Regions from separate parts of the Homo sapiens genome. Here regions 2 and 3 are each linked to region 1. The links are chromatin contacts, found by Hi-C or POLR2A ChIA-PET in ENCODE. All regions are on one chromosome and are shown on one strand. Each heading gives the region's core, a stretch centred on a gene start or an enhancer-like site at or near the end of the contact. The rest is flanking DNA. Distances are from core to core; before and after follow the strand shown. Region 1 overlaps OTOGL (otogelin like). Region 2 overlaps PPP1R12A (protein phosphatase 1 regulatory subunit 12A). Region 3 overlaps PPP1R12A (protein phosphatase 1 regulatory subunit 12A).

Region 1 (4,102 bases), core at 706-3,205:
TTGTTTATGATCCTATTCTCTAGAGACTGAAATTCTTTGGATATACCAGATGGCTTTATTTATATAACAAAAGCTCAGCTCTAGTGAGGTGCTGCTTGCAAATTCACATACAAATAAAAGAAACTGTGTTTATGTTTGTACATATCCTTGCACATAAGAGGGAGTTTCCTTTGTTTTTTATGGACATTTGAACAAATTTTATGCTTATAATGCTAAAGAGAAGGCTCACCTTTTTATATTTATTTATTATTATTATTATTATTTTTTTTTTGAGACAGAGTCTCACTCTGTCGCCCAGGCTGGAATGCAGTGGTGTGATCTCAGCTCACTGCAACCTCTGTCTCCCAGGTTCAAGTGATTATCCTGCCTCAGCCTCCTGAGTAGCTGGGATTACAGGCGCATGCCACCACACCCGGCTAATTTTTGTATTTTTAGTAGAGATGGGGTTTCACCATGTTGGTCAGGCTGGTCTCGAACTCCTGACCTCGTGATCTGCCCGCCTCGGCCTCTCAAAGTGCTGGGATTACAGGCATGAACCACCGCTCACCTCTTTTTAAAAGGAACAGCAGCCTCCCAGTATAGCCAAGTAATCCCCAGAACATAAAATTTAACACAGAAAATTTTCTGACCTTTGTGGATCTTCTCTATCCAAGTGCATGACAAATATTTATTTCACTCCTCAGTGTTCATATTCAATCCTATCTCTTCAAATAACATCATTGACAATTAAAAAGAAATCTCAACCCTCTCCCCAAGTGAATATTTCAAGCTGCATCCTGTGTCAACTCCTGGCACTGAGTCAGCCTTGTCAGCCCAATTTAGAGCACATGGCAGTAATCCAATTCATTGTGGCTGTTTGTGGTCCCCAGATCAGGTTTCAAAAACGAAGGGGCAGCAATCCGGTGACCTTCTCAAGATAGTAGAAAACAACTCTGGTCATGACTGACACTTGATCTTTCTGCTAACATTAGCTCCTAATCAAAGATGGTGCCAAGCTTGTATCTGACACCAGCCCACAAACCTTTCTGTCCTCCTCCAAGAGGTGTGGGCATCCTGTCACCCACTGAGTTTCAGTTTTGGAATGACTGTCCCTTTCAGATCCAAGGAAGTCTGATTTTATTGACACTTGAGATAAAGCTCAAGGCCTGTCTTAATTGAGCTTTCCAGTTATTTATAATGCATACATATTTACTATTCATTGTCTTTATACTTAGTGAGGTTCAATGTGATTAGTAATAAAGATGTGGTTATAACTTTATAAAATTAACAACCCCAGAATATTCATATTGTAATCAGGAGATGGCATCCACTCGGAAGCTTTTTTCTGTGCACCTCTCATCCTGTCGTCCTTTCTTAAAAATGTATTACTCTTCCTGGGCTTCGTGTCATCCTTCCTCCATATTTCTGCTGGATCTTCAGGACTGGCTCAGGTATGGCCACAGATTGGCCCCAGCAGGGTCTGCAGAAGTAAACTTTACCTCCTAGGCCAGGCCCTATTTTTCTTACTTCACCAAATACTAAGTATCGGTATAAAAAAAAAAAACAAAAACAACCTGGCCACTTGCCTAAGTCGTCCCTAAATCAGGAAGCTGTTCTTAATGTGAAGAGGCCTTTAGGGAACCCTGTTGTTTTCTCATCCCTTACCTCTTATATAAAAGTCCGTGTTGAGGCCTGAAGATTCTTGGAGCTCTGGATGTGTTCAAAGTAACTACTGGCTTTGCCCCAGCTCTGAGTTTACACATAATATATTATCTGAATTAGTCGAGTTCCAAGTTTTCTATACAGAATTTTATCTTCTTTCTATCTCCATAAACAAACAATCTTTGAAGCTAGATAATATGGGAAAAGAGGATGGAATCATTTCACCCTGCCTTGTTTGTTTCCATGAGGATTCTAACCCAAAGGAAAAGATGAGTCATTCAGCATCATTTCCTATGTGGTGCTTTGGACTCTGTGCTATCTTAGCCAAAAGAGGGCAGCACTCCATGGGTTTTGAATTCACAGGAAGCAAAACTTCAAACAGTTTTTAACTGAACTCTTAAGCAAGGCACTGTACTCTATTACATGGGATAACACAGATTAATAAGACCTCCCCAAACAAGCAGGAACAGGAAAGGAGAGAAGAGTTGGGGAGAGCAGTTAAAACATTGCCATGTGTTTGGGAGTGGTGAGCGATACGTCTGAAAATAAAGAATGGATGAGATCGTGAGGGTCCCTTGACGATTAGGCATTTATTCTTTATTTGAAATGCAGTGAGGAGCCTCTCAAAGTTTTTCAACAAGTGAATCATATGATTAGAACTCTGTTTGGGGAAGATACATGTGTTAGGGATGCATTAGAGAGATTGAAACAGGGAGACCAAAGAGCAGAGGGAAACATGGACAGGAAAATAATACAAGAGACATCCGAGAGGTAATGAAGATCTAAGCCAGAGGGATGGCAGAGAGAAAGGGAAGATGACACCTGATGGGAGAGACGCGGCTAAGTAGGAAAGATGGACTTTAATGGACTTGATATAGGGAGAAAGGGACCAAGATAAACCCAGAGTTTCACATCTCAGACCTGGGCATATGGTAGAGCCTTTAACCAAAATTAGGAAGAAAGAAAAAAACAACTGTTTTGAAGCAAACATAATGAATTTGGTTTTGAACACATTTTCCCTTCAGAGAGCGTGAGATGTGACTAAGTTGCCAAGATATAAGGGGTAAAAGATAAAAATATAGGAAGGGTATGACTTTAAGGACACCCTTGGAAAAGAAGCCCTAAATGCTTACCTGAAAGCCCAGTGCTGAATATATGGCCCACTTGCAGGTGCAGTGTTGGGCCTTAGTGGCCTGTGTTTCTATATCTTCTTGATCTCATCTAACTCTTCTTATTTGTCCCTTTTTTCTAATATTTTTATATTTGTATCTTATGTAGTGCCACCTCAAATCCTTTTGTGAATAAATTAGAATAAGCAGCAATTAATCAATCCTGATAATTACATTTTTCTATATAGACTTTAAGATACAGCCATCTTCAGTAAGCACATAGGACCCATGTGTAAAATGCAGATCACTAATATTTACTGAAAACTAATATGCTAGGCAGTAAAGTAAAAGTTTTATACACATCATTTCATTTTATATTATGATTAACAAAACAAGATTATGAAGCAATGCCATTATTATCCCTTTTTACAGATGAGGACACTGAAACACAATGACATTAACACTAATTTGGCCGGGTGCAGTGGCTCACACCTGTAATACCAGTACTTTCGGAGGCCAAGGTGAGTGGGTCACTTGAGATCAGGAGTTCAAGACCAGCCTGGCCAACATGGCAAAACCCTGTCTCTACTAAAAATATAAAAATTAGCCAGGCGTGGCAGTGCACACTTGTGATCCCAGCTACTTGGGAGGCTGAGGCAGGGGAATCGGAATCACTTGAACCCAGGAGGCAGAGGTTGCAGTGAGCCAAGATTGCACCACTGCACTCCAGACTGGGCAACAGAGGGAGACTCCTTCTCAAAAAAAAAATTAATTTATAATATAGCAGAACTTACATTATAACCCAGGCAGCCTGACCTCAGAGCCAGTGTACCTAACCACTATGCCTACTTCCTCTCTGTTCACATTGCCTGTCTCATTATACCAGCCCATTTTCCTGATTCCTCTCTATATGTCTCATGCTCCACTTTAGGATGCCATTTACATGTGTTAACAGAGCATTGGCATCCGGGGCAGTGTCTTGAATCAGGAAACTGTGTTGCCTCCATATATAGAGGATAAATTAGTAGGTTGAAGAAAAGATATACTACTTCGTTTTTCTAAAATTAAATTAAATCTATCTCTGAACCCCTACACATCAAGGCAGATGAGTAACAGTCCAATACTTGTCATATGGGAGATGCAGTTCCTCCTCCCATGACATCATACAAGAATACTGACTTATAAGATGCCAGAAAATAAATGGGAGGGAGAAGCCAAGGAGCCACGTTTATTTTTGACCCTTTTTGTCATCCAATTTGCCTGGTATTAGGCAGCCTCAAAGGGGCTCCTCCTTTTGTCTGTTCATGAACTCAACCAATGAAATCCTCAACACCGATTCAGTGGCACAGTTA
Region 2 (4,102 bases), core at 1,096-3,595, 410 kb after region 1:
ATAATTATATAACTAACATTGGTACCTTAAATCGATCTAGGAACGAAGAGCTCTAGAAAGAAGAATATCTGAAATGGAAGAAGAGCTCAAAGTAAGTAAACTATGTTACTTATGAGAGAGAGTGCTGTTTATGTATTAATGTTTAAAATACTATTATAGATATGGTTTACATTAATTGTTCTCAAAGCTGATTACCCAATTTGTGAACTGTCTATATCTGGTGCTTCTCTTTCTTCCTGAATCCAGGTTTTAGTGAGCCAGAAGAGGGTCTAAAACCCAAATCTTAACACCTATGAAAAGAAGGAGCAAAAATAAAATAAAAAATAAAACCCGAATTATTTTGATAATTAATTTGTGTAGCACTTTTGCTGTTCAGGTATAGAAAAAGTTAGACAATAATAATAAGATGTAGGATTTATTATTTATTCTTTATGTTTCTATATACTTTCATGTTTTTTGGCGAGTAAGTAGTGGAGGGGGTTACTATAAAATGTTCTCCTTTGAAAGTAAAGGACATTAGGGGAGTGAACAGGCAGAGCTGTATTTTATCAAACTCCATATTACCTATAGAAATAATTATGTTTTGAATGTCTTCACAAGTAGCATAGTTAATTGATTACCTCTTACCACACTGTCCTTCATAAAATCTTTATCACATTGTGAATTAATGAACCAGTGCATAGTAAGTATATTGTACCCACAGAATTAGAAGTTCAAGATTTAGATATTTCATTATTAAATTGTTTGGTTTGTTATTAGACCATTATTGAATGGCTTTGAAGATTGGAGACAAATCTTTTGTATTTTGTTTGCTTATGTATTACTTAGTTTGAAATAGAATTTTAGGAATACAGTGTTTACCTTTCTGAATCTCTTGTTCCTTTAAGACGTAATATTTTTAAAAAATTACCTGTGATTACATTCTTATTATACTCTTTTCCATTTTCTTATTTTTTATTCCTATTTCTTTATGTTCTGATTCCTGCAGAACCTGCACCAAATAAAGCAAATTCAATCTCTGAGGGAGTTAAATGAGCGACTGCTGACTGAGAATAGGGCCTTGACAAGAGTGGTAGCCAAGCGCTCAGGGTTCTATAGGCAACTGCAGTCTGTGAACCTATAATTTTTAGTTTCATCATTTCTTCTTGGTAGAGCCAGGCAGGTGTTTTTATATTAGTAGGCGTGTTTTGTAAGAGCTCACTTTTACAAATTAATGCCATTGTGTCTGGAGCATATCATATAACTAATTATGCATGGCTTCTTAGAATGTTAGAAATTGTCACTAATTGTATATTGCAATTGATGAGCTACATTAAAATTAGGGATGATTTTGGAATTTAAGTTAAAGACTTATCTGTACTTTTGTAAAGCTTTTGCACATTTTTTAGCTATACAGATATTTTAGGACTTAAAATATGACTATTATTTACAGTTCTTTACTAGAGAGAAAACCAACAGTATATAACATTTTACATATAATTAATATATTTTGAAGCTGAAGATTAAGCATGCATTATGTTTTTCAAAATAATGTCATTTGAAGTCAGAACCACATTAGTTTATATTTAAGTTTATATTACAAATATTCAAATGAATAAACTTAATATTACTATATTTTATATCTTAAAGATTCTGAACACAGATAAGAACATATTGGTTCCACGTAAAATTAAATCTTCTTAAAGATTTTGCTTTACCTAGTTTTGCAAATAGAAGTTTTACTTTTATCAAGTTAGATAAACTAATACATTTTGAAAACTGAGGAAAGAGGACTATTTTGGAAAGTATGGTTTAGGGACCAAAAATATGAGCTATTTCATTTCCTAGTGAAACTGGCAAAGAACATACAGTTTTAATCATCCTTAGTAGAGTATTCAGTTAACTTGTAATATTTTCACCCCTTCATCAATTTGTCTGTAAAACAACAGAAAATTGAGATGTGTTGTTTGAAGATATGAGGCTATTTGCTTCAAAATTGGTTATTTTTGTAATAGTTGGATCATAGATACAGACTTTCTACTTTAGCTTAAACATGATGCACTATTCTAATAATAGTAATTGCTTGTTACCATTTAATAAGCATCTATCTGGGATCGGACATTGTTTAGGCATTTTAAACTGAGCTACTGTAGGTGAATCGTTTAAGGAATTTTAATAATTTAGAACAAGTCTAATTTCCTCAATGTTTTCCTAGGTAGTTTGACTTTCTTGTGGAACAATATTAAGTATTATGATTTTAGGTCTGACATACATAAAAGCAAAAGTCTTTGGTTTAGGTGCTGACAGGAACCTCTTTTAAGAGCCTATCCTAACAAAAACAGGCTTGTCTTGGCTGCTGGAATGTGGTGTGCTTGTGAGTCATAAAATCAAGTGATTTAGTAAATTTCAATGGAAAATTTGGAGAGAATAAACCTTTCATTCCAGCATTTATGAAACTAATTAGCTTTACAAATCCAGGTGTGGTTTTTTTCCTTCTTCCTGATACATGTTTTAGATACTAGAAATATATATAACTGACAAAGCTTGATCATGTGTTTTGTGGTGAAAATATAACATTTATTAAGAATAATGTTTTATCTTTTAATATTGAAGGTAAAACTTGATCTTCAATTTTTCTCTTTATAGATGTTACCAGACCTAAAAGCAGACAACCAGAGGCTAAAGGATGAAAATGGGGCCTTGATCAGAGTTATAAGCAAACTTTCCAAATAAAAAAAAAAAAAGCAGCAAGTAATGGAATTGCACATATTAGTAACCCAGTGGACCATAATTGGCAGTCACTGGAAGTCTGGGAAGAATCCTTGGAGACTGTCATTTTCGGATATCCTGCCAAATGCCCTCTTATCTAGAATTTTTGTTTCATTTTGTTTAATTTTCTGGGGTGTTTTTGTTGTTGTTGGTTTGTTTTTTGTTTTTTTTTTTTAATCAAGACCATTGTTTCATGTTAATGCAGCTGCTGAGAAGATTTTTTTTTAATGACTGAGAAAACTTGTTTACAGCTCCAGCATATAAGGAAAGTGTTCAAGGCCAGATATGCCTCAGATATTTAACCAGTAAGCCTTAGTTGTACATAAATACTTTTGTGTCAACAAAAACTTTCAGCTCTCACAGAAGACAGTTACTCAACATTTTTTGATGTGCCACAGTTTCGAGTTTTTCGATATTTAAATTTTTTGGCTTTTCATCTAAGTTTGGGTTTGTATTTTTTCCTTCTAAACTCTTCATGTGGCAGAGTCTTCTATGTTTTCACAGCTTTTTCATTACAGAAAAGAACACTTGCTCTTCTGTGATTATTGTCATGTATTAGGCTAATGCTGTGTTGTCTCCCACCTGGAACTGAATTGCTTGGTGGAACATATGCTTTCACTGTTTGTGCAATATGCATTTATTTCTTATATGAATGCTTTAAAGTCATTTGAGGTTAGATCTTTTAATTCCTATTTTCTGCTTCATTGGTCACTTTTTTTTTATTGTAGTATAAGATGTTAGATTCTGTAATCTTCACATTCATTTTAGCAGGTACTGAGTGATGCTGTATATACAAATAAGTGTATTGTTTTGATTTTTAGACCACCACATGGCATGCTTGACTATTTCTTATTTCAAATGTCTGCTAATGCAGAGTAGGCTACTCCATGATAGTGTTAAAAAACAAAATTTGCTAACAATGTGATATAAAGACTTTAAAAGTTACACATTATGTGGAGCCCTATCTTTACAAAAGTTTCCTACTGTAAAGTGCTTTTATTTTCAGTTTTCACTTGATAGTACTCAACCATAATTAAAGTTGCATAAGATAATTGCTTTACATTTCACATACCTATATTTATCTGAGTGCTGTCTAAAACTGTTGTGCTAGCCAAAGTAATGCTATGAAATCATTTGCAGAATTAACCCGTGAGTTAATGTTAAATGCACTGTTATTGCCATGTGAAGAGGCATCGACTTTGATACCACCATCATGTTCAGACCATTTTATACATTTCAGTGGCCTTTTTTTTTTTTTAAGGAAAAAAAAGCGCAAAACCAAGTACATAGTGACGATGGCTTTTATTTGGACAAATAGCTTTTATATTTTCATTAAACCATGCAAAAAATACTA
Region 3 (4,102 bases), core at 764-3,263, 340 kb after region 1:
GGAAGAAGGAGGAGGCTGAAAAAGAAGACAAGGCCAGATCAGTGAGGGCTGTACATTATCTTTTCTCCTAGCATGGTAGAGCCATCGAAAAATTTTTTAAGTTAGAAATTGACTTGGGTAGGCCAGGCGTGGTGGCTCACTCCTGTAATCCCAGCACTTTGGGAGGCCGAGGCAGGCGGATCACGAGGTCAGGAGATTGAGACCACGGTGAAACCTCGTCTCTACTAAGAATACAAAAAAAAAAAAAAAAAATGAGCCACGCGCAGTGGCGGGTGCCTGTAGTCCCAGCTACTGGGGAGGCTGAGGCAGGAGAATGGCATGAACCTGGGAGGTGGAGCTTGCAGTGAGCAGAGATTACGCCGCTGCACTCCAGCCTGGGTGACAAAGCGAGACTCTGTCTCAAAAAAAACAGAGAGAAAAAAGAAATTGACTTGGGTAATAGATGGTTAGTTACATCGTTCAGTAGATGACTCTGGGAGATGTGCTGTTGACATGATTAAATAGATAAATAACCTTTTTGTATCTGAATACCTTTGGCAGGTTTGATGAAGCCTATAGATACTTTCTTAGAATTGTGTTTTGGATGCTTAAAATAAAATACAGAGTACACAGAAGCCAATTATATTGGAATGCACTTATCAAAATATTTAAAAAATATATTTGTAGTATAATTATCTGTCTGCTTCTTTAGTAAAATATTAAAAAGACCTAGTGGTGGGTTTAATAGCTAATTTTAAAATAATGATAAGCAATAATTTAATGTATCTGTGTTAATTGAATTTTTTATGAACCTTCTGAATTTTACCCATGAACCCCAGCTTAAGAACTCTTGTTTGCGGGATGAGATTGGGAGCGCAGAGACCAGTAAGGAAACCAGTCCATATGGAGATAATGAGAAGTCTCAGTGGAGGTGGATCCTATGAGACTTTCTAATTATTATTAAAAATTAACATTTTTGTATTGGTAAAGCAACGTGTGTACATTATAGAAAAATTAGGAAATATAAATTTAAAAAAGAAACATGCTCTAGATGGTTTTGTTTTTTGTTTTTTTGGCTTGATCTCAGCTCACTGCAAGCTCCACCTCCCGGGTTCTTGCCATTCTCCTGCCTCAGCCTCCTGAGTAGCTGGGACTACAGGCGCCCACCACCACGCCCGGCTAATTTTTTGTATTTTTAGTAGAGACAGGGTTTCACCGTGTTAGGATGGTCTTGATCTGACCTCGTGATCCGCCTGCCTTGGCCTCCCAAAGTGCTGGGATTACAGGCGTGAGCCACTGCGCCTGGCCTGATAGTTTTTTAAAATTTAAATAATGTATATACTGCCCTTTATTGCTGCTTTATATAGGAACTTTCCTCATTGGTTATGCATTTAGTTTTATTTCAATGATAATATCTTTTGCTTAACTATTTTTCCTTTGGTTTTACAGGTTTTTGATTGGTCAAGGAGCACATGTAGGGGCTGTCAACAGTGAAGGAGATACACCTTTAGATATTGCGGAGGAGGAGGCAATGGAAGAGCTACTTCAAAATGAAGTTAATCGGCAAGGTAAAATAAAAAGCAACCTAAATGGAAAAATGTTTTAGAAAGAATGTGATACTTTTCCAGCAAAAATATTTGTTGACATTGAAGGGCAATCATAATTTCATGAAAAAAATGAATTCAGCTTGCAAAACAATAGTACAGTATGTTTCTGTTTTCTAAAATATTCTCCACTCTATCTTTTAAGTATTTTTAAAGTTAAAAGAAATGTTAGAAGCAGCAGGATCAGGCATAAAATTATGTGGAAGTAAAAGTTTTGGAGCAAAATAAAGTAGGCAAAGGGGATAGAAAGTGCACAGGGTAAGTGGCACATTGCAAAGTTAAATAGTGTGGTCAAGAAGGCTCACTGATAAGGGGTCATTTAAGCTGAGATGTGAATACAATGAGGGAATGAGTCATGATGATCTGGGGAAAGAGCATTCCAGACAAGGGGAGCAATGAATACAAGAATGGGAGGTTGTCTTGTATATGCAGAGAAGCAGCTAGAGGCAGAGCAGAGGAAGAGGCAGGAAGGAGATGAGGTCACAGAAGTAGCAGGAGGTCATATCACCTTAAGGCCTTGTGAGCCATTGGGAAGACTTTGGCTTTTAACCTGAGTGAAATAGGAAGCCAATGGAGGGATTGAGGCAGAGGATTGACATGATTTGTTATACTTTTAGAAAGGATCTCTCTGGCTCTTGTGTTGAAAATAGATTGTAGGAAGACAAGGACAGAAGTAGGAGAAGGGTTAGGAAATAACTGACATAATCCAGACAAAATAAAGTGATTTATTTTTGACTGGTAGTAGATGAAGTGATGAGAAGAGATTGGATTATGGATATATTTTGAAGGTTTGGCCAAGAGGATTATTGAGTCATTAGCTAGAAGGTGTGAAAAAAAGAAGATTCTAAGATTTTTGGTTTGAACAAATGGATGGATGAAGTTCCTATCTGAGATGTGAAGATTGTAAGAAGAGTAGGTTTTATAGGGAAATATTAGGGCTTCATTTTCAGGCATGTTAAATTTGTTTTGCGTGTTAGATATCCAAACTGTTGAATATGCGAGTCTGCAGTTACAAAATGGATATGTAAATTTGGGAGGTGTTCATTTATAGATAACAGTGATTGCTAACGGGCACAGAGTTTCATTACTCAAGAGTGATGAGTATTCTAAAGTTGATTGTGGTGATGGTTACACCACTCCTCACATTTACTAAAAAAAAACCATTGAATTCTACACTTTAAATGCTATGTAAATGCTGTGAATTAGATCTTAATAAAGCTGTGTGTGTGTATATATATGTATGTATATATAAAATATGATCCAGCTTGGCAGCAGTGGCTCATGCCTGTAATCCCAGCACTTTGGGAGGCCAAGGCGGGCAGATCACGAGGTCAGGAGCTTGAGACCAGCCTGACCAACATGGTGAAACCCTGTCTCTACTAAAAATACAAAAATTAGCTGGGCGTGGTGGTGGGCGCCTGTAATCCCAGCTACTCAGAAGGCTGAGGGCAGGAGAATTGCTTGAACCCGGGAGGCGGAGGTCGCAGTGAGCTGAGATTGCACCACTGCACTCCAGCCTTGAGAACAGAGTGAGACTCCGTCTAAAAAAAAAAAAATGATCCAGCAACTCCTTTTCTAGAAATTTACCATATATCTATATCTATATCTATATCTATATCTATATCTATATCTATATCTATATCTATATCTATATTTTTTTTTGAGACAGAGTCTTGCTCTGTCACCCAGGCTGGAGTGCAGTGGCGCAATCTGGGTTCGCTGCAACCTTTGCAGTCTGGGTTCACTGCAACCTCTGCCTCTCGGGTTCAAGTGATTCTCCTTGCCTCAGCCTCCCGAGTAGCTGGGATTACAGGCGCCTGCCACCGTGCCTGGCTAATATTTTTGTATTTTTAGTAGAGATGGGGTTTTACCGTGTTGGCCAGGCTGGTCTCCACCTCCTGACTTCTGGTGATCCTCCTGCCTGGGCCTCCCAAAATGCTGGGATTACAGGCATGAGCCAGCACTCCCAGCCTACCCAAAAGAATTTAAAACAACTCAACTCTTTGAAATTGAATAATTTGTACAAACATGGGTGTACAAATTATTCATATTAGCCAAAAGATGAAAGCAAACCAAGTGTCATTGATGGATGAATAAATAAAATGTGAAATATATATACAGTGAAATATTATTCAGCCTTAAGGAAGGAAATCAAACATACGCTACAGCATGGAGGACTTTATGGTAAGTGACATAAGCCAGTGATCAAAAAAAACCAAAAACAAATGATTCTACATATATGAGGTACCTAGAATAGTCAAATTCATAGAGAAAATAGAATGATGGCTGCCAGGGGCTGGAAGGAGGGGAGAAAAGGGAGTTGTTTTTTAATGGCAGAGTTTTTCTTTTGCAAGATGAAAAAAGCTGTGTAGATATGTTACACAACAATGTGAATGTACTTAAGAACTGTACACTTAAAAATAGTTAAGACCTGTAATCCCAGCTAAGGGGGGAGGATCGCTTTAGCTCGTGTGTTCCAGGCTGCAGTGATCTGATCACATCACTGTGCTCCAGCCTGG

The links. A loop is a pair of places that touch in the nucleus more often than their neighbours do. ChIA-PET counts read pairs that join two places held with the same protein, here RNA polymerase II (POLR2A). Pooled maps may share reads with other maps.
Region 2: a loop to region 1 is called in a map of naive thymus-derived CD4-positive, alpha-beta T cell, with 4 times the contacts of the local background. The contact joins two enhancer-like sites. A Hi-C loop is called at or near these places in 15 of 168 maps with a recorded cell type or tissue (MCF 10A, PC-3, Right ventricle myocardium inferior and 8 more), 20 of 37 single-sample maps with no recorded cell type and 17 of 50 pooled maps. POLR2A ChIA-PET finds 5 or more read pairs at or near these places in 4 of 52 experiments (A549, AG04449, AG04450 and 1 more).
Region 3: a loop to region 1 is called in a map of endothelial cell of umbilical vein, with 6 times the contacts of the local background. The contact joins two enhancer-like sites. A Hi-C loop is called at or near these places in 3 of 168 maps with a recorded cell type or tissue (cardiac septum, chondrocyte and endothelial cell of umbilical vein) and 8 of 50 pooled maps.

The regions. Positions count from the first base shown.
Region 1 is chr12:80,184,707-80,188,808 of GRCh38, reverse strand. All of the region lies in intron 1 of OTOGL (otogelin like), which reads right to left. Among named protein-coding and RNA genes, the nearest start is that of OTOGL, 87 kb to the right of the region's middle. Within about 2 kb of position 1,955, at least 13 of the 41 ENCODE cell types and tissues checked have a DNase peak (open chromatin) inside an H3K27ac peak, as active enhancers do; they include endothelial cell of umbilical vein, where a contact is called at or near this core.
Region 2 is chr12:79,774,539-79,778,640 of GRCh38, reverse strand. PPP1R12A (protein phosphatase 1 regulatory subunit 12A) reads left to right here. Exons shown (of 25, transcript NM_002480.3): 24 at 41-91; 25 at 2,626-4,102. The coding sequence ends at 2,712. PPP1R12A-AS2 (PPP1R12A antisense RNA 2) reads right to left here. Exons shown (of 7, transcript NR_187531.1): 6 at 196-290; 7 at 1-68. Among named protein-coding and RNA genes, the nearest start is that of PAWR, 86 kb to the right of the region's middle. Within about 2 kb of position 2,345, at least 2 of the 41 ENCODE cell types and tissues checked have a DNase peak (open chromatin) inside an H3K27ac peak, as active enhancers do.
Region 3 is chr12:79,842,747-79,846,848 of GRCh38, reverse strand. It overlaps PPP1R12A (protein phosphatase 1 regulatory subunit 12A), which reads left to right. Exons shown (of 25, transcript NM_002480.3): 3 at 1,429-1,547. Among named protein-coding and RNA genes, the nearest start is that of PPP1R12A, 90 kb to the left of the region's middle. Within about 2 kb of position 2,013, at least 2 of the 41 ENCODE cell types and tissues checked have a DNase peak (open chromatin) inside an H3K27ac peak, as active enhancers do; they include endothelial cell of umbilical vein, where a contact is called at or near this core.